Regions from separate parts of the Homo sapiens genome. Here region 1 is linked to region 2. A link is a loop called in an ENCODE intact Hi-C map of the cell type or tissue named here. Cell type or tissue: Caco-2. All regions are shown on one strand. Each heading gives the region's core, and the rest is flanking DNA. Links, peaks and the distances in the headings are about the cores only.

Region 1 (16,399 bases), core at 3,454-11,453, 94 kb after region 2:
TATCTAATTGGAATTAGAATTAGAGAAATGAGTTTATGTTTAGGTAGAAAATTCAAGCATGATATAAGTCATTGGCATTGAAAGAATTTTGAAAACTTCCAAACTCCCTTGCATTATTTTAAGTTGACATCTAAAAAATTTACTATAAGTTTAATAGTTTCAAAGGATGACTTTGTTTTAAGAATAAAATTTCTTCTCTTTGTCATAATATTATGTAATTTTTACAAATAATTTATTTTAAAATAATTTTACAAAAAGTTGCAAATATACTACTGACAGCTACTGTATCTCCCTAATTCAGATTCCTGTATTTCCTTCTTTTGTCTGATTGCTCTAGCTAGGACCTTCAGTATTACGTCAAATAACAGTGGTGAAAGAGGGCATCCTTGTCGTGTTCCACATTTTAATGGAAGGGCTTTCAGGTTTTCCTCCATTTGTTGTGATACTAGCTGTGGGTCTGTCATAGATGGCTTTCATTATGTTGAGGTATGTTCCTTCTATCACCAGTTTTTTTAGGGTTTTTTTATCATGAAGGGATGTTGAATTTTATCAAATGTATTTTCAGCATCAACTGCAATAATCATATGGTTTTTGTCCTTCATTCTGTTGATATGATGTATTCCACTGATTGATTTTTGTGTGTTGAACCATCCTTGCATCACAGGGATAAATCCCACTGGTCATGATGAATGATCTTTCTAACATATTGTTAATTTATAAAATGAGAAAGAAGAGAATGTACCTGAGTATGAAAGACTGAGAGGCAGGGAGCATCATGGGGCGTACTCTCCTCCCTGGGTCTTCACATTGGTTATTGATTTCTCTGAGTTCAGTCCCAAGCCTCACTGTCTTCTGCTCTAAGATTTTGCAATCTAAGCCTTATCTTCAATTTTTCCATAGAATAACCTCTAGGCTCCTGCTTAGGGCACGTTTTTGCCTAACCGAGTGGTGGTGGTAAAGAGGACAGAGGATTCAGCTGCTGTAATAATAGATTTTCAGCTTACACCCCTGTTTTCACCCTTTTTGTATTCTCGTTCTCAACTATTGCTAGTCTGAAGTTTCCTGAGGACCCTTGAAAGGAATGCACTGTGCTTCTAAGTGGTTTCTCTTTTGCGTGCTTGTTAGCTGGTAGCTTCTTATCTGATAAGTTGGTTACTACTCCCCTTGTGCCTTTCTGTATTGAAAAAGAAATCTGCAGTTTCTCTGGTCTGCTTCTGTCTTCCCTCTAATTTTATATTTTTCTGTGGATTATACCTTTGCTTTTTTGCCATTTTAGTGGTAGCTGGGGAGGAAAAAGAGATAAGCATGTATGATAAATGTTCTCTGCTTTAAGAGACCACTTATAATCACCTAAAATTGTATATTTCTGTTAACTAATTCTTCACTCTAAGAACTTTCTCTCTAAAACCTCTGACCATCTGATCACCCTATATAAATTAAATTGAATTTATCTAAACAAAATTGCCTAACATATCCAGGAAACTTTTTTGACTATTAGTACCTTGCTGGCTTACTTTTTTCCAGGAAGTATTTTATAAGTGTCAGTATTGTTTACCTTTCAATAATGAGCTGAAGCCTCTTTATAAAATTCCATCAGATATATCTTGGCAATACCTCTACTGACTGGACTGTCTATATTAAATCGAATCCACCCTGGCTTCTTTTTTCAATTACCTTAATCTCAATGCTGCTGAGATGTCAGACAGATGGTAAGTGTAAAAACCAATGTGAATGAAAGCTCAAAAGAATTGGTTACTTCAGCAATAAATGTCAGTCTATTTCATAAATTGGCCTTATAGACCTAAACTTATTTCTCCAAAGTAGCTTAAATTAAATGTTTTTCATCACAAATTGAGTAATTCGTTCAATTGAATGTCCAAACTGGCCTGTATGTGGATAAGCACATTTCCTGGGAGTGAGGGATCATTTGGCACATCCATCAGGTTAATTAAAGACCAGAGGTAGCCTGAGTCTGGGGTTGGGGTTAGTAAGAGTATAGATATGCTTTTCATATCTATATTGAGGATTTGATCTATAGCACACCTCCTCTAGTTGCTAGTCAACAAGACAGAGCTGAGAGGCCCAAAGTCTAGACTCAAATATAAAACTAATGAGAAAGGCCTGATCTATAAGAGACATATTAAGGCCTTCTGGAGTACTCTCCATCACTTCCTCCCTCCCTCAGTGGCTGTGAATGAATCTAGAGAGATTCTAAGTTGAAAGGAATGTGCACTTCTGAGCCTTCCCAGGGAAATCATCTTCTGGATCTCAGAAGTTTCCATGCCTTGCTCCCCGGGAGCTCCTGCTGTCTCAGTGTAGGAAGAACCAATGGCCCAGGAGCCATGTGGAGAATTCATTAAAAAGACACAGCTGGAAAGTTGTCTCAGGCATCTTGGTAAAGATAAAAAAAAAAACTTTATAATTGATCTCATAGGAATAGAAACTATTTTAGGTTTTACAAAGTAAGTGTCAGAAAAAAATATCCTTATGGGGTTCATTAAAACTTTACCACAATTAATTACAGCAGCAGCACTCTTCAGGCAACTGCTCCAGAGACCACAGGCATTTGGCCTTTGGGAACAAGTCCTGGTTACACAGCTGTGGGGCACCAGCATTGGTGTTTAAGTGGAGTGAGGAGACACTCTCCTTGGAGACTGGAGATCCAAACATCTTATCAATAGATTGGGCTTTTTTCTAATTCACACATGTAGACAAAAATAATAGACCAAATATCCTACAATATTCTAGGCACAGTGCTAAGTCCTTTATAGGCAGTTTCACCAATCCTCAAAAAAATGTTTAAAAGTGAATATTTATTACCTCCCTGTTCATAAAATAAGAGACAAGTTCATCGAAGCTAAAGAACTCTTCCAAGGTCATATAAGTGACAGCCCCAGAAATTAAAACTCATTCTAAAGTCTTTTCCACTTTTCTGCTGATGGAGAGTTTAGCATGAAGGTGCATGTGCCATCTCTAGACCTACACATAGACCCTAGTTCCACCATCCAAACAAATGCCTTGAATATTCTTTCCCTGGAAACAGCAAGGAAGACAAAAACAGGGCAACATTAACTGAAGACATAAGAGTAAAGGATATGAGTTAGAACTTCTTCAAGTTAATACGGTTCTGATTTTAACATATGCTGCTAGCTTATATCTTTCCCAGTTGTTTTTAACCCCAAGTCTAACCACCCCCTTGACACACACTCAATTCAGGCACCTTTATTGAAATGCTAGTACAAGAGAATCTTTCTTGATAGATACTAAATTGATGGCAACATATTCAACTCTTTCAATTCTTCTATAAGCTTTAACTAAAGTCTATGGCATGGGAATGCTTGAAGTTAATAAACTACAATGTTTGTCTAGGTCCTCCAAGCAGCAAATGCCAAGATAGACTAGATGTCCAAAAGATTTGTTGTAAAAACATCATGAGGAAAAATGAGCAGGAATCCAGAGAAGTTTGGAAGAGCCATTGAATGCAGCTGTGATTCTTGTGAAAGAGAAATAAAAGGAAGTGAGCAAAGCAAATGAAACACCAAGGGTCATAGCAGGAAAACAATGACACAAGTTACGCCATTTGAGAAAAGTTTAATAAAAGGACTATTTACAAAGGTATGAGAGGAATATGGGAAAACCACAAGCAAGGGTGCAAGATACCAGGATAGTGCAGGATTCTGAGCTTGTAATAAAACTCCTATACAACCTCTAGGCCTAAATGAGAAGAGAGGATGGCTGTTATTAGAACCTGGAGACAAGGATGACTATGTAGAAGGGTTGGCTAAATAGGAACTTGAATCAGAGTCAGTTGGTTCAGTCCATATTTACCCTGCAGGAAGTGAATAAATTCTTGACCTCACAGTTCTCCCTCTTTCCTGTTTCTCTTGTCTTTGCTTCCAATAAGCCAGACTTAGGAAGCCAGAGGGCTGCAGAGCCGTAGTTTTTACAGATCAGTCTTACAGGGCAGAGAGCAAGGTAAAGATGGAGGGTGGATATGGAGAAAAGAATGCCAACTAATAAATGTAAAAAGAATTGAAAGAATTATGAAATGACTACCTTGGAGCCAACTTAATAATTTATTCAAGCAAACAGTGGATGCTAAAATAATTGACTGAAAATATCTTAGGAGATAGGATTTTTACCGGAAACAGATCCCAATCCAGACCACAAGAGAGGGTTTTTGGATCTCATGCAAGAAAGAATTCAGGAAAAGTCCATAAAATGAAAGCAAGTTTATTAGGACAGTAAAGGAATAAAGAATGGCTACTCCTTAGACAAAGCTGCCCCGAGGGCTGCTGGTTGCCCATTTTTGTGTTTCTTTCTTAATTATATTCTAAACAAGGGGTGGATCATTCATGCCTCCCCTTTTTAGACCAAATAGGGTAACTTCCTGACGTTGCTATGGCTTTTGTAAACTGTCATGGTGCTGGTGGGAGTGTAGTAGTGAGGATGACCAGAGGTGGTAGCCATCTTGGTTTTGGTGGGTTTTAGCTTGTTAATTTACTGCAACCTGTTTTATAAGCAAGGTCTTTATGACCTGTATCTTATGCTGACCTTCTGTCTTATCCTGTGACTAAGAATGCCTTCACCTCCTGGGAATGCAGCCCAGTAGGTCTCAGCCTTATTTTACACAGCCCCTATTCAAGATAGAGTTTCTCTGGTTTAAACACCTCTGACAGGATCTTCAGGTAGTCTCCCAGATTCATGCTGTAGAGTACTTATGAATTCCCAAAGGAGAAGATACCCTTACAATGAAGAAATGGTGGAAAACACTTAAACAAATCACCAAATAGCATTATCAATAATGGGGCACACTGACATCATATGTCTCCTGATGTGATGCACTGAGAAGCATACAACATGTCTATGTAGAATTACTTCCAAAAAAGCTTTATCTGAATCTGGATATGAGGATTCCAAATTTCAGGACCTTCTACAAAACAAGTAGACTGCACTCTTCAAAGAATCCCAATGACATGAAAGACAAAGAGTAAGAGAATGGTTTGAGATAAAATTAGACTAAACAGGTAAGAAACTAAATGCTCTGAAACAATCTTTGATTAGATCCTGAATTGAATAACAAGATAGAAACCCAAAGAGGCATTTTTAGATAGTGTTATCATATTAATGTTAAACTCATGAGTGTGATAATGATATTGTATTTAATATTTGTTCTTAGAAAATACTTGCTAAATTATTCCGTGGTATATAGGGGTGTGTGTGTGTGCATGTACGTGTACATATATTCTATTAAGATTTACTCACAATGTCTAAAACGTACTTTTAAGTGATTCAGCATATATATAATATATATATCCACTGATGTATTTATATCTTATATCTACATCTATATCTGTATCAAGAGGAAGCAATATAAATGGATAATAAATATATAGAAAATGTCAAAATATTAACAATTAAGAATTAGTTAATGTAGAAGGAGATATGGGTGTTCATTATATTATTCTATTAAAATTCTATATATTTAAAAATTTCACAATAGAAAGGAAAAAAAATTGAATTAATCTACTCATAATAAAACTTCCATCAAACTAGGAATAAGCAGCAACCCCTTCACATGGTGAAAGTGAAAGACTTAATAATTTCCCATTAAGAATGACCTTTGGGGCTTGCTAGCAATCCTTGTTAAGCCCACAGCAGTCTTTAATCTGGGGTTATTCTTATTACCACCATTGAATCCAACTATTGATGCCATTGTTTATTGCCACTTTCCAGGACTCTATTCAATGGCCATATGTTAAGAGGTGTTTCACTCTAGCTGATGGGGACATGAACTCTTCCTGGCCTGGTGTGAGCTCTGAGAATAACTGTTCCCTGTTTGTTTCTGATGGTTTTTCCCCAGCCACATTTGTTTTCTTATAGAGATGGGCTGATCAGTATTCAGCCACAGGTTTGAGGAGAACTCTCTGAAGATATCTGGAGTTCTCTCTCTCTCTGTCTCTCTGTCAAAGTTCTCTCTCTCTCTCTCTCTCTCTGTCTGTCTCTCTCTATCTCTAACTCGATCTCTCTGAGATGTCTTTCTCCTCTGGTACCTTGCCATGTTAATACTAATCAGCTTAGCATTTAGGAAGTTGAACTGTTTCTCCTGAACTTCATGAGACCACAGGGTGAGTTCTCTCTACCTCTCTCTACGCAGTAAGCTAAAGCAATTACTGAATTTGGCTTGGAATGTTTCTTGGAAGATCATCCAGGGAGCTGGCTTGGATCAGAAAGTAGAAGAGATGGACTAAATATGGAGCCATGCCGCAAGTGTCATTTGCATGAAAAGGATTATCTTTGTAGAAAAGGCTAAAAGAAGATATTCTTTATTGTTAAAAACAACAACAACAACAACAAAACCTGAAGTTGCACACTCTCCCTGGCTGTGAGAAAGTAAAGCTCAAACACACTGAAAACCCTGGATCATAAGGAAATGTTCTGTTGGTTTTGGCTCTTCCATCATACAAATCCCTGGAAACATGCTTGTCTGGGGAATAAAGTCATCTGCTTTAAAAATAAAGAAAACCAGAATAATGTAATTCTTGTTATTTACAGGGATTATGTTCTATACAATCACCTCAGCTATTGCTCTGAGGGGAATTAACAAAACCTCAGCTATTGCTCCTAGGGGAAATAAATACAGGGTTACAGTCCTGCAAACCTTTCACAGCAGCATTTCATCAACTTAAATACAATTTGCATTCACATTATATGAGTTCCTTTGCCAATATCCTTGTAAAACAAGCTGGTTTCATCAGTGTTGAAAAACAACTCGTCCATGTAATCCTTTTTCTGTATAACACTTAGCCTTTATTTTAAAAATTCTTCTCCAGCTTTCTTACCTGCAGAACCTATCTTTCCTGCAAGTTTAACATTTTCCATGCTGCATTTCCTTTGGTAACATGTGACCCAGCCAGCACTAGCTGAGAAGGGTTTAAGATTTTCTTGATCTTAGATAATATGATCATAAATTTCTTTGGCTTTCAACCTCACAATAGTGCTGCCCACTGTGGTTTTGCTGTTGTGACTGTTATTTGTTTTCTTTTTATTAGCTGTTATTTTATGCATGCACACATTTAGTCACTCATCTCTGCCATAGCTTCATAGCACACTATAGTTGCTACTTTAGCACTTTCTTGAGTAGTCTCACATACAGATTGGTAAATTTTCTCTTTTTTTTTTTTCTGGAAGTACTGTATTTTTCACTTGTTAACATTAAATCGGTACCAAAGGTTATCTAACACATTTATTTTCTCTGTAAAGTCACATTACAGCTTTCTTGTGCTTAGGAACACTGTATAACACTTCAATATTACACTTGAGGGCCATTTTAAACAGTAAAATTATCAACAAAAAGCACAAGAACATGGAAAATGTGGCACCGGGGTAGCCTGCAGAAAGAACGCTAGTTTACAGTTTGAGAGCTGAACCAAGAAGACAGAGCGTTGTCCTGTTTGATCTCAGCCAGAAACATGCACATCTGGAGACTCAAATGTTTGCCACACTGGACACGCCCTTGAATAACCACAAAAGTAGCCTGAGTATTGATTTGGGGCTACAAACACATTTTAGCAAGTAGGCATATTTACAAATACGGAATCTGTAAATAAAGAGAATATCTGCATCTACAAATTATTCTACAAGGAAAAAGCTGGAAAACTTAATGGCTGATTAAAAAAAATCACAAGAGAATTTTGTTTTACAATACAGATGAATGTGGTAGGCAAACACTTCTGAAAGGAAGCCCTTTTCTTTACAAAATAAGAAGAGCTTTCAGAGACTCAAGACTTTGCAGAGACTCAAAAATACTCAAATATCTTGATGTAGTAGAAATAAATACCAACATGGCACGTGTATACATATGTAACTAATCTTCACGTTGTGCACATGTACCCTAAAACTTAAAGTATAATAAAAAAGAAATAAAGTATGATCACACAAATTTTAAAGTAGAAATGAAATTTTGTACAAAAATACTTCAGAAATAAAGTTGAAATTGGAACAGGTATAAGGAGAATAGAGACATTGCTGGAAACACACAAAGGAATATTGAGCATATAAATAATAAAAGCAAGTATACCCAAATTGAAATAGAGAATGAAAATGAATTAGCAATGCTTTTGGAGAAAGATCTTGATCAGAATGGGGAAATGTGAAAGCTGCCGATACCAGGATGAAGTAACCAGTCAAACACACACAAATTGGGGTCAGGAGGGCATGAAGGAAAGGAACTCATGCTTACTTGTCTGAGATACACACACACACACACACACACACACACACACACACACAGTCTAAAGGACTTTAAAAAATAACCCCACGAGAAATTCTTGCATGTTTCTCATATATACACATACTTTTATGATAAGGTTTATCACTAAACATTCTTTAGGATTGCAGCAATTCCGATAAGATGTTCCCTTAACACTTGCCGAGTAATAGCATCTCCACCAATGAACCAATATCTCTGGCTTTGAGCCAATGAATCCAATGAACTCTATTTCTGAGCAGTTTACGTAAACTTCAACCATTGGCAATAAAAGTTTTCCTTTACTCTTCCCTCACTGTATTTGCCATAGTACATCCCAGATTATAATTCTCTTTATTTACTCCCAAATACATTTGTTTTGTTGGGAGATAATCTTCTCTGGTGTCTTTTTTTCTTAAATTGACACATGAAAAATGTGGAAGATAGGTGTAAGAGTGCTGATATGTTCATTTTCTAGAAAATTTAAGTCATAAAGTAAAAGTAGTTTAAGTTATAATTCAAGAATATTCTTCTGAAGTAAAAATTAGACATGAATCTAGATATTGAAAAGGCAAACTATGTCCTTGGGAAATTGACACAGAATGGAAGTATAATGATACATCCTAGTAATGTTACTAAATTTAAAATATAAAGAGAGAATCATGTGGTTAGCTAGGCAAAAGTAAAGCTACTTATAGAGTCAGTCTAGATTTGTACATTTTCATAGCAATATCCAATAGCATAGCTAAAGTTTGTGAAGGAACATTTACAAAAATCCTCCAGGAAAGAAAGTATCACACAAGTTTTTTACCCAGCCAAATGTTTGTACAAATGAAAAGACACAAATAGTATAGAACATAACAGAAACCAAAGAATGTCAGTCCCAGAAAATCAGTGACAGAAGTGGCAGTGAGCATTGAATCTTTTTATTTGTAGGACTGTGATGAAAGTAAATATGAGGACTTAGCTGGCAGGGCAGAATGCAAATGCCAAAAACATGACTTGAAAATATAGAAATAAGTACAAATGACAAAAAATGGAAGAAAAGAAGATAGGAGATTGTGTAATGCTGACTTCCTCATCTTTAATGTCTGAGAGCAAAAGTATTTCACTTAAATCTGGCAAATCAAGTAAAACAGATATAAGTACATTTAATTGATAAGAATAAATACTAAGAATGGTAATATGCTCAACTAAAATCAGATGAGAGAGGAGAGACAGGAAGGCAGGATAAAGAGTATATAGACAAATTCCATTATTGTCCATAACAGGTAATTACATTCATGTGGGAAGTAATTAATTCAATGTAAAGAAACAGAAGCTTAAGGATATTGCACAAAATTAGAGATCTAAAACATAACCTCCAGAATGAAACTTAAATCTTAAGTTAGAATGATCTTAAATCTTCAATGTTAGAATGACACAAAAAATAAAACATACAACACATGTTTTTTAAAGCTACAAATCCACCAAGCTTAACATAAAATCCAATGCTCTATCCTAAAATAAACATTTCAGTTATAAATAGACAAACTCACTTATTAAAGTAACTTAGAGTTTCGATATAAATAACAAAGTTCAATTTTACTCTGTTCACAAGAAACAGAGTTAAAGCAAAGAGATTTATAATATTTAAAAAGAAAAGCATGAGTAGTGGCATACTTTTTCTTTTTTTCTGTTTCTGTTTTTGGAAGTACTACATTGTTGACTTGTTAACATTGAACTCATGGTGTGCCAAAGGTTATTTAACACCTATATTTTCTCTGTAAAAGCACATCACAGCTTTCTTGTACTTAGGGACACTATGCAATACTTTAGTATTACACTTTTAAACAGTAAAATTATGAATTGTAATCTTAATATCAGAGTAAAGCAAGAATTGTAATCTTAATATCAGACAAAAAAGTTAATGTCATATAAGAGCATGTAATAAGACCAAATAATATAATTAACACAGCAGATATTATAGTTATAACTACATAAACTTCAAATGAAATAAAGTCAACCTTTATAAAGCAAAATCTAGAAGTGACTCAAGAGGTAATAGGAACATAGAACTAGCAGGAGTGAGGAATTCAACTGTTTTCACTCTGTATCAGATTATGGGAAAAAACACATAGAGGTCTAAATAGCATAATTAACAAAATAGATATAATTAATACTTCACAGTCTCTGAAACCTGAAAACAGACAATGAACCTTCTTCTTCTTTTCTTTTTTTTTTTTTTTTTTTTTTTTTTTTTTGAGACGAAGTTTTGTTCTTGTTGCCCAGGCTGGAGAACAATGGCGTGATCTCGGCTCACTGCAACCTCTGCCTCCCAGGTTCAAGCAATTCTCCTGCTTCAGCCTCCTGAATAGCTGGGATTACAGGCTCCTGCCACCACGCCAGGCTAATTTTTGTATATTTAGTAGAGACGGGGTTTCACCATGTTGACCAGCCTGGTCTTGAACTTCTGACCCCGGATAATCCACCCACCTCGGTCTCCCAAAGTGCTAGGATTATAGGCGTGAGCCACCGCGCCCGGCCGAACCTTCTTTTTAAATGCCAGTAGAAAACTCATAAGGAAAGGGAAAGAAAGAAAGGAAAGAAAAGAAAGAAAGAAGGAAGGAAGGAAGGAAGGGCCACATATCAAGCCTAAAATAAACCTAATTTCCAAAAGTAAAATGAATGCCTGCATTATTTTCTAAACACAATTCAAAAAAATCAAATTACTAATAAAATAAGAAAATTAAATTTCCAAAATTTAACAAAACATGTAAATACTATCTGAAAAAAGCTTAGTAACAGTGCTTACTAAAGCAACAAACTTGACCATGTTCTTGAATAAGACTGAACATTATAAATATGCCAATTTCCCCTAAGCAATTTAATAATTATAATGCAAACCCAGTGAAAGTTGCAACTGGATTTGTTTTAACTGTAGACAGGATGATGCTGAAATCACATGGAAAAGAAAAAAGAATGAACAGCAGGACACTTCTATAAGAGAAGAGTTATGAGGAATCCTGGTCTTTTGTATTTTCAAACATTATAAAATCAGAGTGATTTGAAGACTGTTACTGGTGCATGGTTAGAGAGACACATCAATGGATCAGAATAAAAAGATTTTAAGTAAAGCACATATTTTCAATATATGTTGAATTATAAAGCACATAATTTTCAATATATGTTGAAATTTTGTTTATGATGATTATGACATCACAAATCAGTAAGGCAAAGTTTGATTACTCAATAAACATACCGAAACCACTAAAAGTGCTAGAAAAATAATAATGTTGGATTTATGGCTTTCCCTTTACGCTGTGTCTCCCAGGAGTCAAGATCCATTCCCAAGACACGGGCAAGCAAGAAAAACTCCTTCACTATATACTCCTGAGAATGTTAAACCATGTCAATGTATAACTTTTAAAGAAAAATTAAATGCAAAAAGCTTCTTTGTTTATTCAGTTTTGAAAAATGTATTTTTCTGATTATACAAAAAATATGTTATAAAAATGTGAGGAATGCAGAACATATCAAAAATAACTGAGACAGAGTAAAGCACAATCCCAATAATGCCAAAAAGCAATAAATGGCAGTTATTACTACACTTCTTTTTATGTTTCTATTTCATTTATTCATTTTATTCCACACTTAAGTCACATGTAATACTTAATAAAGTTGAATGATTTAGTCAGAATCCTTTTTCAGCTGGACTTCATGCCACAATTTCATTCTAACTTTTCACCTACGTCTTTGACCTTAGTGTCTTTGTCATCAGAGCTACTTTGTGAATCATCCAACACAATTTTCCAAAGCACATCATTTTCACTTCCCTTTAAGTTATTTGAAATATAACACCTTTTGAATCAATGTGTGTTCCTTTAGTGGAAATCTTATTTCAAGCCAGAAGTACTCTTTCATAAACCATTAAGATATTTGCCTTTTAAAAAATTATTGATATGTAGTCATAATTTGAAACTGTAACCACTGCTACTTTAAGAACTTGAATTACCAATTCCAAGCTTTGTGCCTTTGAATTACAAAGTCCTTCATTACACTGACCCAATTTAGTGATTAGAGTTTGTGATTTATTCTTTATCTTCTCATATCAAATTGATTTACTCATACCTATTTCACTTAAATTAGTTAATGCCCTTTTACTTTCTCATCTTACTCTTTTGCTTTTTGTTCCTTGAATATCTCCTTTTCTCTCCTTTCCATTGCATTAAATATTCCTTCCTTGCTTCTCTAGCTATCCAAATCCTACACAGCTTTCAAGATTTAACACAAATTACGCTTCTTCTAAAACTGCATTTTTACTCACGGCACGTTTAGCATGTTTTTCTTACTCTTCTGAGTTCTTATAGAAATTTGTGTTCATTTTATTAGTAGTTTTTTACTCATATTGAATAATTCAAATATTTTATCATCACATTTTACTTACTAATATCTTATATCTCCATGTTGGTGGTAAACACAATTCTTTGCATTTCACCTAACAGTTTATTTCACATAATAGGTGCTCAGCCTTACCTAAATCTTGAGAAAGTCCTTGAAGTTTCTAAATCTCAGTTTATTCCTTTGAATAATAGAGAATATTGGACCAGGTGAATGTTCAAGGCCTGTCTCAATACTAACTCTCCAATGCCGATTTAATTCTTGAACACTATTCACATTTCCCACTAGATGGTACTAACACCAAACAAACACTACTTGAGAAAATTGATAGTATTTTTCCCCAGAAGGTCACTGCACTATTTTATTTGTCCTGGACTAATTATTTATCGTGTACATAAGACAAAATACACGTTTTTTTCTGATACTATACAACAGTCTACTGTTGGTATAGCTGAACATAAACTAATAGCTACAGCATGAGATGCATTATTATGTTTCAAGAAAAACGATAATATTTTTGAGTGGCAGAGATGAATAATCAGGATGGGTAGCCTGTTATGTACAACAGTTCTAATTGGAAAAATACATTAGAGACATATACATTCAACCGTGGTACCATCAAACCAATCAAGGAACCAAACATATCTTATTACTTCTAAAAATGTACTTGTATTCTTTTGAGTGTGTGTTTTTTTGTAAGACCACTTAACATGAGATCTGTCCTTTTAACATATTTTAAAGTGCACAATATTGTATTGTATATAGCAGATCTCTATGTCATATTCATCTTGCATAAGTGAAACTTTATGCCCATGTGTTAGGGTTCTCCAAAGAGACAGAACCAATAGGATATGTGTGAGGATAGATAGATAGATGATAGATAGATAGATAGATAGATAGATAGATAGATAGATAGATAGATAGATGATAGATAGATAGATAGATAATTTGAGAGGGGATTTGTTAGGAGAATTGGCTCACACAATTATGGAGGCTGAGGAGTATGGTAACAAGCCATCAAGCTGCAGACTTGCTGGGATGCCAGCACTGTGGCTCAGTCTAAGTCCAAAAACCTCAGAATCAGGGAAGCAGAATGTTTAATCTTTAGTTCAAGTCTGAAGGCCTGAGAACCTGGGGGTCCAGGGGGCGCTGGTGTAAGTGCTGCAGTCTCAGGGTCCCAGGCCAGAGCGCATGGAGTTTTGATGTGGAAGGGCAGGGTGCGGAGAGTGTCCCAGCTCTAGGAAAGAGAGAGAGAGGACAATCCTTTTCTCCCTCTTTATTCTATCAAATTGGCCCTTAGCAGATTGCATGGTGCCTACCCACATTAAAGACAGATCTTCCCCACTCAGTCCACTGACTCGCACACTACTGTCCTCTGGAAACATCCTTAGAGACACACCCAGAAACAGTGCTTTACCCGTTCTCTAGATATTCCATAATCCTGCCTAGTCGATACCTAAAATTAAGCATTTAAGCAACAACTCCCTGTTTCCCTCTTCAGCCCGCCCCTAAAAACCACCACCCTCTTCTCTGTTTCTATGACTTTTACTACTTTAGATACCTTGTAAAGGATGGTATAATTGGTGTATGCATATGTCAAAGCTCAATGAAATGTGTACATTAAATTGCACATTTTGTCTTTAGTTGTACATTGTGTACATTTTCTAAATTGTACATTGCAGAAAAACTCTGATTATCTAACATTTTTAGCTTTATTGAGATATAATATGTAAATTTCACATATCAATTATATCACAATAAAGCTAAATAATTATAGAGAACCACAGAGTTTTTCAATTGGGAAGTTGACTATAAATAATTTAATGTGTAGCCTCAAAAAATATTATTTGGAGTAATGTTTATGAAATTAGCCCCAAATGCCTTATTTAACAAATATTTATAGATGGCTTACTCTGTATACACAAAAAAATAGGATAGTTGTTTGAGGATACACAATGATAAATCATGTATGGATGCTGTTAAAGAAAAAGGAAACAAAAAGGCTTAAAACCATAAAAAAACTTAAAAATGAGAACATTCAGGGGTCCGATATGACCTTCAGTTGAAGAAATCATCACTGATATTCATGGAAATTGGGGTATTTTAGATGAATTTCGGGTTATGGGCTCAATTTTGCTTAGTCGCATAAAAAAGCAAATAGTGGAGGATAGTAGAGGACATTGAATGTCAAACTCAGGTCTTTAGATTTCATTCAGTAGGTAACAGGGAAAACACTGAAGACTTCTTCACACATAGACTCATTATCAGACCTGTGTTCTAGAAAGATATGTCTGCTGGTAGTGAGGCTATTTGATGAGAATGATAGGAAAGAAACAGGGCTGCAGGTTGAAGGGATGTGACATCACGTTCACGTGAGATGATGGTGGCCTGAAGGTGGATGATGGACACGGTGATGGAGGACACACAGCATCAAAAAATGTAGGGAAGATAAATTGAAGTGGAGGGCAAGGAAAATGGGAACAAACAATAAACTGGATACCTTGGAGAAAACTAGAGTCTGTTTTGTTTTTGTGAGTGATGAAGGAATCAAAAAATGATGAGTTTTTAACATCTTGAGTTTGAGAAGCTGACACTCTGGCTTCTCTCCCTCAATAAACCCACCTGCTGCTTTTGTGGCATGCTACATGTTTGCTGATGCCTTAAAAAGCCTCTAGATCTGTTGAGCCCATGTTATGATTGCAGTCTGTCTAAAGCAAACAACTCATAGCTGAGTCTTTGTGGAGTCAGTTAGAAACAGCTTGTGTGACCTTCTGGATGCTTCTCTTAAGGAAATTTTCAAGACATTTAGAATCGTATCAGAAAAATACCTGTACATGGCCCCAGAAAAATGTTTTGTCTTTTTCTCTCTTGTAGGAAGCACAAATCCCCCTTGATTCAGTTCAGCTTAGTTTAACAATGTTACTTGAGCATCAACTATATCCCAGGTGCTATGCTAGGCTCTAGGGACACAGTGATGAATGACACAAGATTCCTGCTTCTTTGAGTTCAGAGAATAGATGATAGGACAGCTGAGTGGCTTGGGTGGGAAGAGGGGTTGCTAGTGAGTAAGGTTCTTGGAGGAGGTGATGCCTAAATAAACTAGAAGAATAAAAAATACGAATAGCTGAAGAGGAAGTGATACTTTAGGCCCAGTGAACAGCCTGAACAAAGACAAGGAGGCCTGAAACAGCAAGTTGTGTTTTGGAAACTACAGGAAGATTGAGAACATCAAGTGCTAGTTGGGAGTATCAGGTGACGGTGCTGAGAGGTACAGGTGATGCTGAGAGGTACAGGCAATGCTGAGAGGTACAGGTGATGATGAGAGGTACAGGCAGTACTGAGAGGTACAGGCGATGATGAGAGGTTCAGGCGATAATGAGAGGTTCAGGCGATGATGAGAGGTACAGGCAATGCTGAGAGGTACAGGCGATGATGAGAGGTACAGGCGATGCTGAGAGGTACAGGTGACGCTGAGAGGTACAGCGATGCTGCGAAGCACAGGACCCTGCCTCTGACTGCAGGTGGTGGAGAGAAACACTGAGGTGTTCTGAAGAGGAGGCCAACAGCATCAGATTAGCATTTTAATCTGCAGGGTGGAGGGGACAGGGAATTATTTTATCTTAAAAACAAGTGATACAGCATTTTTAAACAGGAAAAAAAGTAGAAAATACACTGTAGTGAAGAAGAAGCAAGGTCAGGGTGAAGAGGAAGAGATACAAAAACCCGGCAAGCCATCCACTCCTAGACAAACACCTTTTAAATTTTAGTATA
Region 2 (16,399 bases), core at 3,668-11,667:
TCACCAATCTAGCAAGGACTAGAGCTGGAAACAAATGATCTTTATTTAATACCAAAAGTGTATTCACCATTCACGTTCTATTGCAGTTGCAACAAATTAACAAAAACTTAATGGCTTAAAACAGCACATATCTATTATCTCACAGTTTCCATTGATCAGAAGTCCTGGTGGTCAGCTGGATTCTCTTTAAAACAAAATCAAGATTTTAGCTTGGTCTGCAATTCTCATCTGAGACTTGAGATCCTCTTTCAAGTTTAATGGTTGTTGGAAAAATTAGATTCCTTGTGGTTGTAGGGTTGAAATCTCTGTCCATTTGTCACTGCTGTTTTCTGTCCTCTGGGATCTGGGATGGCCTGAGCTGCCTGCTGCCACTCTGGTGCCTACATGGGACCACCTCCGTGTTTAAATCAGCAATGTTTGTTGAGTGCTTCACACACTTCAAATCTCTCTGACTTCCTCCTCTGTTACTAGGTGAAAAAAATTCCCAGCCTTTAGAAGACTCACCTGATTGTTACCATGGTAACCTTCACATTTTAGGACCCATTGATCTACAAAGCCCCTTCACAGCAGAACCTAGATTAGTGTTTGATTAAATAACAAAAGTCTAAGGGGGGCCATTTAGAGAATTCTGCCTATCCCATAAAGCCATTTCATCTTAACCACTGAGCATTGTTTTCATTTTTTGATCCTATATTTTTTCCTTGAACACATGCTGTTCTATCAATGCTATCTTTATTATAGGCCTCAAGCTATTGCTTCAGATTTCCCACCCAAAATAACATGGCCCTGAATCCAAATTCCAAAGGGAAAAATTTCCATTTCTGTGTCTTACTCTAAGTGATATGATTAGAGTATTTTAAAGTTTTATATGAGTTTATATAAATTTAACTGAGTTAACCCTTTCTTGTACAGTTCACTCACCAGGCACTTGGCTTAGGCTCTTTTACCAGAATGATCACACTTTTCAGAGTATCTATATTTAGAAAAGCATTTATATAACAGATACAGCAATAGTGTCAGCATAAATATGTCTAATATCTGTGAGTCACTGTGGGGTAGGGAAAGACCTAAGAAAACAGCTAATCCATCCTATAAAGTCGTGACATACACATACATTTTCATGTTTTCGCACTAATCTGATTACCGGCTTCCCCCTTTATTTGCACCCTGTGATAACCTTATACAGAACAATTTAGCGTAGATATTAGCTGATGGTTAGTTATATTAAGTTCTTCTACAGGCCATCCTTTTCCATTGGTATCAGGAAGTTTTAACCTGATTTTGCAATATATTTCATCATCAGTTTCAATATTAACACGAGTTATTTACATAAAATAGTTGAATATTACCAACAATGCCAATGTTATACCATACTGCAGTGTGATCATGGTATAAGCAGTTTCATTCCAGAACAAATCAGTAAGAATTAGAGAAGTATTTACTATCCCTTTCTAACAGCTGTGGCCCATGCTCGTACACCATATTATTACTGACAAGTATCGTTACAATTAGCCATGATTTGGTTATTTCCGGGTTCCAACTCTGTTGGGGACAAATTCAGTTACCCTATCTAGGTTTAAAAGCTTTCCACTGAAACTAGTTTCTATTGTGTGCTGCTATATAGCGGGACCCACCTCTGTCCTCAGGTGAGGGCACGGTGTTTTCAGAATAGTTCCCAGAACTCCTAATTGTACTACAGGTTATATCTTACTCAGATCTACTCTTGGGATGAAGGCAGTCATAGTCCATCAGTGAAAATTATCAGTGCCTCAGAGAACTTCGATAAGTTATAAGGTCTACAAGGTTCCCTTCAGTGATCCCCTTGTGCCTATTCAAGTAGAATGGAAGGCCATTGCCCCAGGGCTGCTTTTGCTTCTGTCTGCATCACAACAGCCAATAGGGACAGTGCACAGTGGCTCACGCCTGTAATCCCTGCACTTTGGGAGGCTGAGGCGGGTGGATCAATTTAGTTCAGGAGTTTGAGACTAGCCTCGGCAACATGGTGAAACCCCGCCTCTACTAAAAATATAAAAATTAGCTGAGCATGGTGGTGCTTGCCTGTAGTCCCATCTGCTTGGGAGGCTGAGGCAGGAGAATTACTTGAACCTGTGAGGCAGAGGTTGCAGTGAGCCAACTTCACACCACTGTAGTCCAGCCTTGATGGGTGACAGAGCAACCCTGTCTCAACAAACAAACAAACAACACACACACACACAAACAAACCAAACCAAAACAAACAAACAAAAAAACCAACCAACCAACCAACCGACAAGCAACAAAAAAATCAGCCAATAAGTCCTGTTGGGTCAGGGCACAAACCCCTCCTCTAACACTGAGTCCTAGCAGTATCCTGCGTTATTTGCTGAGTCTGCATGACCCATTCCACCTGAACTTCATTACGTTTCTATGTTGAGTTCACTCCTTTGCCTTCCTCATGGAAGAGAATTCCCTCTTTTTTGCTTATTCTAGTTAACATTTCTCCCCCTCTTAAAGTGAATTCAGCTTGTCCCAGGATGCCTAGGTAGGCATCTATTTCCCCTAAAAGCTTTTCTTATCTTGTGGGACAGTCACCATTCTTTTTGTTGTCAAATCAAATGTCACAGAGAATTCTATCAGTGAAATATTTTGTCATAATGGATGGTAGACACTGAGAGGAAAATCGTATGCTATTGTGCGAGGGCTAGAAATGGGCAGGTTGATTTTAAAATTGGCTGAGGAGCACCAAGAAAAAAAAATGGAAACAATAATACATTAGTATACAACACTTTACATTTCAGGAATAAAAAGGAAGCAAGATAGGTTAATACTTTCTGAGATTAGTGAAAGTAAGATAACTTGTGCTCTGAATATCAGAGTAGTGTTCAGCTTTAGAAATCCCTGCCGTATCAGTCTAGTGATTCCCTTCTTTACATAGTAAAGATTTCTACAGCATAAGATCTCCAGGCCGGGCTCAGTGGCTCACGCTTGTAATCCTAGCACTTTGGGAGGCTGGGGCGGGCAGATCATGAGGTCGGGAGATGGAGACCATCTCGGCCAACATGGTGAAACCCCGTCTCTAGTAAAAATACAAAAATTAGCTGGGTGTGGTGGTGGGCACCTGTAATCCCAGCTATTCGGGAGGCTGAGGCAGGAGAATCACTTGAACCTGGGAGGCAGAGGTTGCAGTGAGCCAAGATCGTGCCACTGCACTCCAGCCTGGTGACAGAGCAAGACTCCATCCTAAAAAGAACTCTAACATATCCTGAGGTTTTGATATTAGTAATTTTTCCTTCTATGTTCTCTTCCAGGCAAAATTATTATCAGCTATCAGCTTAGGGTTAAGAGTTACATTTCTGGGTATTCCAGGCTAAGATGAGAGTGGCTCTCTCAAAATATAATTAAAACTAGGACTTTTTCAATATCAAGATATAAGATGCTTTTAATAAAATGGTTGCTAAATATAAAAGAAAACAATTAAAAATCTACGATCTTGTTAAATCCACTCTTAAAAATTAATCTGTACAAGATATCTCTGTGCTTGTTTTCACTGGACTGCTGTGCTCCAATTAGAATGTTGAGTTGCAAACTTTTATCCTAAGATCTCAGGCTCAAATTAGTGATGGAGTATGAGGAGCCTGCTCTTAATTCCTGTGTGATGGAGAAACCATGAATATTTACAGTCCACTGGCTATTGAGTCATGGCATATTTTAGAAAGTGTCAAAGGAGGAAAAGTCTCACTCTCAAGTAAGTACAATGTGATCACAGGAATTTGACTGCAAGACATGTCTAATCACATGCTCCCTGAGGCCCCACCCAGTGAGGGTCTCTAAAGTGGGATCAGCTGGAACTATGCTAGTTTTAAGATCTAGAACAAGGGTTCACAAACTACTGTCCCTGGGCACCATTCCAGCAGCCACCTGTTTTTACAAATAAAGTTTTATTGGAACACGGGCACACCCATTTGTTTACACATTGTCTATGGCTGCTTTTGTCAGAGTTGAGTTGTTTTGACGCAGAAGATGGCCCTCAAAGCCTTAAGCATTAACCTGTGTATCTTCACAGGAAGTGTCACTAATTATTGATCTTGAGGATGTGTACTATGCTCCTGTTAACTCAATGTGACTTGGCTACTATTGGCACAAACTCTGCTAGTATCGACCATTTCCAATATTAGAAATAGATTTCCAATAACCTCAATGATAAATAAGCCATTAAAAATTTCAGACATCTTAGTGGGTATATAATAGTATCTCATGGTGGTTTTAATTTACAATTCCTTGCTTACTAATGGTGGAAAGCAGCATTTGTATGTTTATCAGCCCCTTGTATTTTCTGTAAGAGTATATGTTCACATGTTTTGCTAATTTTATAAAATTTGGTTGTTTATATTTTTTATTGCTGATTTAAAGGAGTTCTTTCTATGTACTGTATGAACAATAGTTCCATTTCTGGGTACATGTAGTTTCCATACGATCACTTGGTTTGTGGCTTGCATTTCTTCTTTCTTAATGGTGACTTTGATGAGCACAATGATTAATGTGAAGAGGTCCTATATTTATCGAACTTAAAAATTTTATATCTAGGGACTTTTGTGTCTTCTTTATGAATTTATGCCTATCCAGTATTATAAATGCATTTACCTATCTTTTCTAAAAGATTTGTGTCTTCAGTTTATATGTATAGGTCTATAGTATTCCAGTTTAAGGTAGCATTTATTCTAGCAGAAGACAAAAAAAAAAAGCCAACTTCTATATTTTGCAGGGAGCAAGGCTCCCTCCCCATGGTTCCCTTTGAGATGTCTCACGTCAGCCTCTCCTTCCTCAGTGCCCTCCTCAGGGCGCCCTTGACCTCTGCATTCCTTAGGCTATATATCAGGGGGTTCAGCATTGGATTGAAAAGGCTGTAAAACAGGGAAAGAACTTTCTGCTGCTCCTCAGGATGGCGGGACTTGGGGGCCATGTACGTGACAATGGCGCTGCCAAAGAAGAGTCCCACCACGCAAAGGTGGGAGGAGCAGGTGGAGAAGGCCTTTCTGCGGCCCTCCCCAGACTGGATCCTCAAGATGGCGGCCAGGATGCGCAAGTAGGAGACCAGCACCAGGCAGAGTGGCCCCACCAGGATGAACACGCAGGCTGCAAAGATGACCACCTGGTTGAGCCAGGTGTCAGCACAGGCCAACTTGAGGACAGACAGGATTTCACAGAAGAAGTGGTTGATTTCATGAGGCCCGCAGAAGGGCAGGCTCAGGATGAGAACTAAAGGGACCAGAGCCAGGAGGAAGCTGAACACCCAGGAAGCCACAGCCAGGACAGTGCACACTCTCCAGCTCATGAGGCTATTGTAACGTAAGGGGTGGCAGATGTCCGCATAGCGATCATAGGACATCACCACCAAAATCAGACACTCTACGTGAGCAAAAGCCAAATACAAGAATGTCTGCATTATGCATGGAAAAAAGGAGATGGTGCTTTCCTGGTTCATAAGATTCGTCAGCATCTTGGGGACATAGTTGGAAGCATAGGATATGTCAACAATGGCCAGGTGTGAGAGGAAGAAGTACATGGGTGTGTGAAGCTTACAGTCCAGGCAGATAATCCCAAAGATGACCCCATTCCCCAGCAGGGTGAGTGTATAGAAGGCAGAGAAAAGTCCACAGAGGAGAATCTCCAGTGCTGGACCAACCTGGAATCGCGGCAAGGTGATGTCTGTGATCCATGTCTTGTTGCCTTCCATGCTCTTGTGGACATCTAGGACAGGAAGGTCAGAGCTGTGGGCCAGTCAAAGATGCACAGAGGGAGCACTTAGAAATTATAACTTTGAATGAATTTTCTAGAATTTATTCTCAGATATGTTGCCAAAACTAACCAAGTGTGCTCATAAAAATGAGAAAAAATCGCATTGTATCAATGGAATAATAAGAATACATACATGTATATGTGTATATATATTTGTGTGTGTATGTGTACATGTATATAACATTTAATAAAATATAACAAAACAGGATCTATTATAATATACCCTACATAAGGGGATACACACGCACATGTGTTATTTTGAAGAACTCAAGTATCCTTGCTTCCCTTTCAGTGTGAAATCTTGATTTTTACGTAGTTTGAGAAGAGAGGACCTTGACAAATGTTGCATTATGAGGTGGTTTCACTTGCTCATCCTGCTTCCTTCTCAGTCTGAGATGTGCAGGGACGGGGACCCTCTGTTTGCCATGGGCTTGCTCACTGTCCCTCACCTCCTCACAGGCTTTTCTACCCACTTATTTCAGATTTGAAATCACTTTTAAATAGCTTTCAATTTTGTAGTTTCTTTAAAGCTTTCTGAGATAAGACGCTCCTTTTCAGAAGCTGGCCAGTACTCCCTAGCAGCAACTTTAGGTGCCTCTTTTCCATATCTGGTGTTTGTAGTTTTATTTTGAGAGTTTTCCTTACTTCTTCATCAGCATCTGTTATTGTAAATTAGGCATGAGTGAAATAATTCTTGGCTACATACAATGAATACATGTATATATCTTTAAAATAACTAAGCATGGTGACATTTCTGAGGTCTTTTAAATAAGAAATTCAAAAGAAAAACCAATTTACATTAAGTGGTTACATTTAAAGATGATCGCTGTATCGTAATTGTATTTTATTGGACTCTTTTCTCGATTATAACTTAATATGTTGACATCTCTCAGAGCTTATCTTACTTTCCAGTGTGACAGAGTCTTTTGTCATCAATATATTCCCAGCTATGGCAACTGGGGTTGCTGTCGGTTCCCCTAACTGTATTCTTCTCCATCACCTGTGATCATGCCAGCAGCCCTGTTGCTGTTCAGATGGAATCTGAGCATGTGATGGGGATGGGATCAGGTGCAGCCCCAGCTGGTGAGCTCTTTCTAAGGAGCTCTTCCTGGAGGGTCTGGGTCTATCCAGCCAGCAGGGGGCGACCAAGGGCCATGAACAGGACGGATGGCCTCATCAGGTGGAGAAACCATGTGACCTGGTGCTGTTCTGTTAACACTTCACATTTATTCCAGAAACAGCCTGAGGACTATCTTTATTTTCAAATCAGGCTAAAGGTTCAAATCCAACAGGATACTTTTAAAAAAACAATTTTGATGTCTTTTATTTTAGTAAATACGTAGATCCTCAAATTTATATATTAAAATAGGGTATTGTACAGAGTATTTAAACATTACAATTTTTCACTTAATATAATACTTTTCCTGTATCGAAATTATATTTTATGGACATTATTTTAAAGGGGCACAATATTCTGTCACAATTTACTGAATTTCTTACTGTTTGAATTTTTGTTTATTTCTTATTTTTATTGGCATTGAGATACATTTCTCTTAAACTTAAGATTTGCCTATATTCATAATTATTTATTAGAACATATTCTAAAAGTGAAATTGCAGATGCTAAATATACAGACATTTCTAAGGTTTTTATCCCTATTTTAACTTCCATCTAGAAAATCTGACCAATTGCAATTCCCTCCCACAGTGTGTAAGAATCATGTCTCTTTGCCACATAGTCAGTACTAGGCATTACCAATTACAATCTCTGTTACTTTCATAAGCAAACAATGTTCTGTAACTTATATTTGTATTTTGTATATCCCTTAACGAATGATCCTTGAGTGCATGATCTGTTTCAGCCACTGTTCTAAGCTTTAGAGGCCCAGCTGTGGATGATGTAAACACATTCTGAAAGGGAGGCAGATTATAAAGAAGTAATATTAAGGTGATGTGCTTCTCTTCCACACCTCACATTTCTATTTAGGGAAGGAAACCTCTATGCCCCTGGATAAAATTGTTTTAGAGTATACCTGCCTCTCTCTTTCCCCTAATTTATATGATTTGTGAAACAGGAAAGAGAAACTGAGGGTGACCTTTCTCTGTTCTCTGTTTCACCTGCATGCATTTCTATCTGCTTGGGATTAAGGTATCAGGAGCATGTTCAGTCCCATTTGGAGGTGGGGAAGGGGTGTCAGCTAATGGTTGTGATTTTAATTTGGAGAGAAACTTTGTTGAAAATATAAACCATGCTTTTCAACAGACTTTATTAATAAAATACCTTTTTGAATTATATCCGATTCTTTCATGTATTATTCAACTCATTTTTTCCAGACTTGGAACAGAGAGAGGGCATGATTCATTACCACTGTAAAAGACCAGGAGTAAACAAGTAAAGATAATTGCTGGCCATGAAAAGAACAATGAAGGAAATAATCTAGGTAAAATAATAGAAAGCTACTTGATTTGAGGGGGGTCTCCTTTAGATGGGATGGTTGGAAAAGGTCTCTCTTAAGAGGAGACAGGTGAGTGGAACCTAAACCATGAAGGCCACAACCCTGCCCAGAGCCAAAAGAGGATCATTCTCTACACAGAGAACAGTAATGGAACAGTAAACGCAAAGTCTCTGAACAAGATGCACTTGGTGAGTTCTGGGAAGAGAAAGAAAGAAACACAATGTACCTGAACCATAGTGAGCAGGAGATTGTACTTATTCTTTGTAACCTTGTTTATATTTTTAACAATCTGAAATTGACATAAAAAATTCATCAGTTTAGCTGATATACTTTTGACTTTATAATAATTGATTTACTTTTAGATTCATGAAAGCAGAATACAGTTAAAAGATATGTATGTACAGAACTTCCAATGAGCACATATTTGAAATAGGAAACTGTTTAATTTTCTGCACAATATAATTTTAATGCCAGAATGGTAGTTGTCAATTTTTGGACACAGCAAATGTTGTGTTAATGTCCCAATGAATCAAGCTGAAAAGGAGAAGCCTTTTATCCCTGAGACCTCCAAGCACATGGATATTTTGCATATTTTTAGTCCCTCCTGGCTCCCATCTGTGGTGTACACATCTGTGCTCCTACTGTTCCAAGGCCCAGTGACCTAGGTAGCAGGCATTTGGATGCTTTAGGAGTAAAAAAAAAATCCAGTCATTACCAAATAAATACAATTGTTTGGTTAATCTAAATTCATAATTAAGCAAATCTGGGTTTATAGTTTTATTTGTAATTTTTGTAAAGTAAGGAATTTCGGGGAAAAAAACCCCAGCAGCCTAGAATAAACTATTTCTAAAGAGCAGGAATAAAGAAAGAAACAAATAGAATTCTTAGTGAAAGTGAAATTTAATCAGACGTGAACTACATCCAAACTGTATAAAACTCTGGTTATCAACTGTGCTTTTAACAGTTGTGTACAAGAGGCCACAAGGAGAAAAGTCTATAATGGTGGCTACCTACACACAAAAATTGTCCATCTGTTCAATTGTGAAGTTAAGTAAACAAATATACAGTATAAGAGGAAAATAGTTTTTTTCCTTTTATTTATTGGCATCCTTTTGTATTTTGGATTTCACAGTTCAAGTAGTCAGACTTTTCTTTTAGAAAAGCCTGTGGAAGTTCAATAAAGAATCAGATATCTGAAAGGAAGATTTATTTAGGCATCCACTCCAGTTACACATTACAGAACAATCTTCAGTGGATGGAGTAAGGGAAAAAACTGCATGGATACATTTTTCTGTTCTTAAAGAGCAAAGCAAATTTAGCAGTGACAGAAAAAAATATGGTCTCTGAATAAGAATGAAAGCAACAGGAGTAACAGTCTTGGCCAGAACACTATTCCAGTCTTGATTCTGAGCAATGAACATGACGCATTTGAGTCACGTATTCTAAGGCTCATTATTGTCAAATGTAAAATGTTGACCACAGATACCAAAAGGACTGATGTGAAGAAGAAATACCATCGCACTGGTACATTATAGGAATTTAATAAATGTCAGCTGTTACTAATGATATTAAAGAGATCGTAAAATTGAGGGAAGTATTAAAGCATAGGAATTGGAAATCCAGTGCAATCATCATGGTGTTGCAAACACTTTCACGTTTATCTTGCTTTTCTTTTTGGCTGTTTTTGAGTTTAAATATAAGACACACATTTTGCTTTGATTTCCTAATATAAATGTTCCTATATTTTGATTTTTAAAATTAAAAAGCAATTTAAAGAAATGGAAGACTCCTTTGAAGTAACCACACTCCCTTACTGAAGAAAAAAAAATACAGGCTGTAATAGTAAGAGGTCAATCCCACCATGCTAAATATCCCAATGATAGAGAGAGGATTAATTTTTTGGAAAGAAAAGGGGGGCGTATTTAGGGTGTTTAGCACTGACACAAAAGAAAAGTTTCTATTGAAAATTGTCTTAGAATGGGAGCCCTGGGGCCTCCAGCAGTGGGGTTGTAAGGCAGCACTGATTTGTCAAATCTTTGCAATTACTCAGAAATAACTTGCCATCTCCAATAATATACTTTGACACTGAGCTTAGTCCTAGGGAGCAGCCTAGTTTTTTTTTTTTTTTTTTTTGAGACGGAGTTTCGCTCTTGTTGCCCAGGCTGGAGTGCAATGGTGAGATCTCGGCTCACCGCAACCTCCGCCTCCCAGGTTCAAGCAATTCTCCTGCCTCAGCTCCCCAAGTAGCTGGGATTACAGGCATGCACCACCATGCCTGGCTAATTTTGTATTTTTATTAGAGATGGGGTTTCTCCGTGTTGGTCAGGCTGGTTTCAAACTCCTGACCTCAGGTGATCTGCCTGCCTTGGCCTCCCAAAGTGTTGGGATTACAGGCGTGAGCCACTGCACCCGGCCGCAGCCTAGTGTTAAAAACAAATGAACAAGCATGGATTCCTGAGCCCTGCAGCCTGGGTTCAGATCCTGGCTTTGCTGCATACTAGCTTTATGACTTCTCTGTGCCTCTTCATGCCTCAGTTTCCCAATCTACAAAATGGGGTAATAAATTCTGTCTCATAACATAGTTGTGAGGATTAAATGCATTAACTCACATAAGAACTTAGGTTTTTTAGATATATAATTAGGGATATGAGAACCATCGTTAAGGAGAATGTCTGGATCCAGTCATCATAAGGAGACATGTTCTGTGCTCAATGGTTCCTCTGCTAAAATCAGAAAAAAAAAAGAGAACCTGTACCCTGACAGGCACTGGCTTTTCCCTGTGAGTGAATGGTGCCTGTATCCAGAACAACTGAGAAGGGGATCTTGTCTGGTGACACAACGCTTCTGAGAATGTGCAGGACTAGGCAGTTAGCAGAGGGGCAAGGAGGATACATCCCTGGGTAAGCAAACCACTTACAAACTCTACTTCAGTTTTTAAAATTAGCATTATTTGTAAAAAAGAGTCACCTGAGCCGCATAGCCCCTGACAATCATTGGAGCCCTTTAGCCAGATCATACCCTATAGGGATGGTTATCTGATCCTCTTCTATGGCACAGTGATGACAAAGCCAGGAGCTGCCACAGGGTAATGAGGGGATATGGATGGAGGGGCCGAGAAGGTCAGAGGTACATGGCCATATCCTGGGATAGACGGTGGCCCCTAGAGGTCCCCTCAGGACCCTAGCTATAAATACAGACTTAGAAGCAGAAGGAGACCACATAGCACGGGCATTTCATCGCTACTATCTGGAGCCAGTGATTTCATTCACTGCCCCTTTCCCATTTCCATCTGTAAACCCTTTCTCAAGGCAAATACACCACATTTACTTACAGTACAATAATCTGTGGTCTTTTCTTCTAACATACCCTTGGGCTTGCTAGGAACCTCAAAGACAGGAAAGGCAGAATGGATAGACTGGGATTGATTCTCCTCGCTAATGAGGCCTTCTTGGGAGGTGAAGCCCAGATACAAAGCTCTCCTGAACTTTATGATACAATTAGTTGTGTAAGCCAGGCTTTTTCTACCATCATTTGACTAGACACTCACTCCCTGCAGAGAAAAATAATAATTGAGAGAACAGAACCCAGTGGTAATACTTCTAATCATATCTCTCCAGAGACAATTAAAGATATTTGCTACTTTCCTATTAGCAGGCAAACCAGTGAAGGCATTGCCCATGTTTATTCATTTTGTTCTTTCAGCATTCCCATGGGATGTGTTATGTGTGTTTACTTGGGATTGGACAGGGACAGGATTTCTGTTAAAAGACAAGACTCTTGCACAGAAGATTTAAAAACCAAGATCATGTCTTAAATTAATTTCTTTCAATACTTATTCTATCAATCTTAAAATTGTTCCACTCTCTAATTCCTAGTTTCCCTAGAGGAGAGCCAATGATCTCTTGGTCTCTGCTGGTTAGAGGTCCCTGAATTCTGTTAAAGCATCACTTCAGAAAAATAGCTTTCTCTCAATGGAGAAAACGTCATTGTAAAATAACTACTGCAAATTTCTCACAAATATTATTGACTTGGTAGTTCAGGTATACTTCATCTTCTTCCTTGAATTTCTTCAGTGTGCCTTCCATCTCAAGCATTTCTTAGCCACATATTTATTTCCTTATTGTGGGTTAGTGCCTACAGATAAAATGGCCATACTCTTTCTTTCTCTATCCTTTTTTTTTTTGCACTAAGTGATAAAGTTTGACGATTGTAAAATCCTTCCAGTTCTTACCCTCTGAGTGTCTTTTCTTAACCTAGATCTCAATAGAGGTTTAATTCTTAAATTATGGTGGAGGGAGCACTTCAAAATAATAGTAATAGATTTAACCTATCATGGAGAACAGTAAAAGATATATCCAAGAGGAGTATAATTGGAGTTATTTTTCTTTTAACATAATCTGTGTGACCAATAGAGGCTTACTCTACTTACCTCATTATTCTTCAAAGCACACACTCTACTTCATTCAAGTACTACCCCTAGCAGCTCCCAGTCTTGAAATTCTTATTCCTTATTTCAAGACAATTTTAACTGTTCTACCCACTTGACTTCATACTTAATACTGATTCTGCAAAGCACTCTTGGAGCCCTCTTCACCAATCCAACCCAAACTGGTCTCCCTTGTGAAATAGAACATAACATTTACATTTAGCATGCTTTCAGGTTGTACATAAATAGCTTTTTACTCCCAGTATTTTTATCATTAACGTTTTCTAAAAAGTTACCACAGAAAATTAATTTGATCACCAACATTTGGTGGGCTCTTTTTTGGTTCCATATGAACTTTAAAGTAGTTTTTTTCCGATTCTGTGAAGAAAGTCATTGGTAGCTTGATGGGGATGGCATTGAATCTATAAATTACCTTGGGCAGTATGGCCATTTTCACGATATTGATTCTTCCTACCCATGAGCATGGAATGTTCTTCCATTTCTTTGTATCCTCTTTAATTTCATTGAGCAGTGGTTTGTAGTTCTCCTTGAAGAGGTCCTTCACATCCCTTGTAAGTTGGATTCCTAAGTATTTTATTCTCTTTGAAGCAATTGTGAATGGCTCTCATGATTTGGCTCTCTGTTTGTCTGTTATTGGTGTATAAGAAAGCTTGTGATTTTTGTACATTGATTTTGTATCCTGAGACTTTGCTGAAGTTGCTTATCAGCTTAAGGAGATTTGGGGCTGAGACAATGGGGTTTTCTAGATATACAATCATGTCGTCTGCAAACAGGGACAATTTGACTTCCTCTTTTCCTAATTGAATACCCTTTATTTCCTTCTCCTGCCTAATTGCCCTGGCCAGAACTTTGAACACTATGTTGAATAGGAGTGGTGAGAGAGGGCATCCCTGTCTTGTGCCCGTTTTCAAAGGGAATGCTTCCAGTTTTTGCCCATTCAGTATGATATTGGCTGTGGGTTTGTCATAGATAGCTCTTATTATTTTGAAATATGTCCCATCAATACCTAATTTATTGAGAGTTTTTAGCATGAAGAGTTGTTGAATTTTGTCAAAGGCCTTTTCTGCATCTATTGAGATAATCATGTGGTTTTTGTCTTTGGTTCTGTTTATATGCTGGATTACATTTATTGATTTGCATATATTGAACCAGCCTTGCATCCCAGGGATGAAGCCCACTTGATCATGGTGGATAAGCTTTTTGATGTGCTGCTGGATTCGGTTTGCCAGTATTTTATTGAGGATTTTTGCATAAATGTTCATCAAGGATGTTGGTCTAAAATTCTCTTTTTTGGTTGTGTCTCCGCCCAGCTTTGGTATCAGGATGATGCTGGCCTCATAAAATGAGTTAGGGAGGATTCCCTCTTTTCCTATTGATTGGAATAGTTTCAGAAGGAATGGTACCAGTTTCTCCTTATACCTCTGGTAGAATTCGGCTGTGAATCCATCTGGTCCTGGACTCTTTTTGGTTGGTAAGCTGTTGATTATTGCCACAATTTCAGATCCTGTTAAAGGATTCCCTATTTAATAAATGGTGCTGGGAAAACTGGCTAGCCATATGTAGAAAGCTGAAACTTGATCCCTTCCTTACACCTTATACAAAAATTAATTCAAGTTGGATTCAAGACTTAAATGTTAGAGCTAAAGCCATAAAAACCCTAGAAGAAAACCTAGGCATTACCATTCAGGACATAGGCATGGGCAAGGACTTCATGTCTAAAACACTAAAAGCAATGGCAACAAAAGCCAAAATTGACAAATGGGATCTAATTAAACTAAAGAGCTTCTGCACAGCAAAAGAAACTACCATCAGAGTGAACAGGCAACCGACAAAATGGGAGAAAATTTTCGCAACCTACTCATCTGACAAAGGGCTAATATCCAGAATCTACAATGAACTCAAACAAATTTACAAGAAAAAAACAAACAACCCCATCAAAAAGTGGGCAAAGGACATGAACAGACACTTCTCAAAAGAAGACATTTATGCAGCCAAAAGACACATGAAAAAATGCTCATCATCACTGGCCATCAGAGAAATGCAAATCAAAACCACAATGAGATACCATCTCACACCAGTTAGAATGGCAATCATTAAAAAGTCAGGAAACAACAGGTGCTGGAGAGGATGTGGAGAAATAGGAACACTTTTACACTGTTGGTGGGACTGTAAACTAGTTCAACCCTTGTGGAAGTCAGTGTGGCGATTCCTCAGGGATCTAGAACTAGAAATACCATTTGACCCAGCCATCCCATTACTGGGTATATACCCAAACGACTATAAATCATGCTGCTATAAAGACACATGCACACGTATGTTTATTGAGGCACTATTCACAACAGCAAAGACTTGGAACCAACCCAAATGTCCAACAATGATAGAGTGGTTTAAGAAAATGTGGTACATATACACCATGGAATACTATGCAGCCATAAAAAATGATGAGCTCATGTCCTTTGTAGGGACATGGATGAAATTGGAAATCATCATTCTCAGTAAACTATCGCAAGGACAAAAAACCAAACACCGCATATTCTCACTCATAGGTGGGAATTGAACAATGAGAACACATGGACACAGGAAGGGGAACAGCACACTCTGGGGCCTGTTGTGGGGTGGGGGGAGGGGGGAGGGATAGCATTAGGAGATATACCTAATGCTAAATGACAAGTTAATGGGTGCAGCACACCAGCATGGCACATGTATACATATGTAACTATCCTGCACATTGTGCACATGTACCCTAAAACTTAAAGTGTAATAATAATTAAAAAAAAAAAAAAAAGAAATGGGATGTCACCAATCAATGGTCACAGAATTCATCCTGGTGGGATTCCAGCTCAGTGCTGAGATGGAAGTGCTCCTCTTTTGGAGCTTCTCCCTTGGAATAGCCTTGGAACTCATCTGTCTGGACCACAGTCTGCACACTCTCATACTTCTTCCTCTCACACCTGGCCGTCATTGACATGTCCTATGCTTCCAACAATGTTCCCAAGATGCTGGTGGATCTTGCGAACTAGAAAAGCACCATGTGCTTTTTTCCATGCATAATGCAGACATTCTTGTATTTGGCTTTTGCTCACATAGAGTGTCTGATTTTGGTGGTTTTGTCCTATGATCGCTATGTGGCCATCTGCCACCCCTTACGTTACAATGTCCTCATGAGCTGGAGAGAGTGCACTGTCCTGGCTGTGGCTTCCTGGGTGTTCAGCTTCCTCCTGGCTCTGGTCCATTTAGTTCTCATTCTGAGGCTGCCCTTCAGTGGGCTCATGAAATCAACCACTACTGTGAAATCCTGTCTGTCCTCAAGTTGGCCTGTGCTGACACCTGGCTCAACCAGGTGGTCATCTTTGCAGCCTGCATGTTCATCCTGGTAGGGTCACTCTGCCTGGTGCTGGTCTCTTACTTGGGCATCCTGGCGGCCATCCTGAGGATCCAGTCTGGCGAGGGCCGCAGAAAGGCCTTCTCTACCTGCTCCTCCCACCTCTGTGTGGTGGAGTTCTTCTTTGGCAACGCCATTGTCATGTACATGGCCCCCAAGTCCCGCCATCCCGAGGAGCAGCAGAAGGTCCTTTCCCTGTTTTGCAGCCTTTGGAATCAGGTGCTGAACCCTCTGATCTACAGCTTGAGGAATGCAGAGGTCAAGAGTGCCCAGAAGAGGGCACTGAGGAAGGAGAGGCTGATGTAAGACATCTCAAAGGGCACCACGAGGAGAGGGCCCT

Evidence for each region. Hi-C counts contacts between places; a loop is a spot of excess contacts. Peaks named below come from ENCODE experiments on the same cell type or tissue, not always from the same donor. Only the 100,000 strongest peaks of a DNase experiment are listed, where the experiment ranks them.
Region 1: it touches region 2 in a loop (10-fold over the local background); 13 of 110 quality-filtered maps call a loop at or near these places.

What each region holds. Positions count from the first base shown.
Region 1 is chr7:144,023,796-144,040,194 of GRCh38, reverse strand. No RefSeq gene overlaps it. Among named protein-coding and RNA genes, the nearest start is that of OR2A5, 17 kb to the left of the region's middle. RefSeq lists a silencer at 9,613-9,813. In Caco-2, for the core only: no CTCF peak of the experiment used is centred there; a DNase peak (open chromatin) is centred at 8,254.
Region 2 is chr7:144,118,427-144,134,825 of GRCh38, reverse strand. OR2A14 (olfactory receptor family 2 subfamily A member 14) reads right to left here and starts at 11,650. Exons shown (of 2, transcript NM_001001659.3): 1 at 11,562-11,650; 2 at 3,638-5,747. The coding sequence starts at 5,713. The coding sequence ends at 4,781. It also overlaps the pseudogene OR2A15P. In Caco-2, for the core only: a CTCF peak has its summit at 6,893 (motif pointing right); a DNase peak (open chromatin) is centred at 6,915.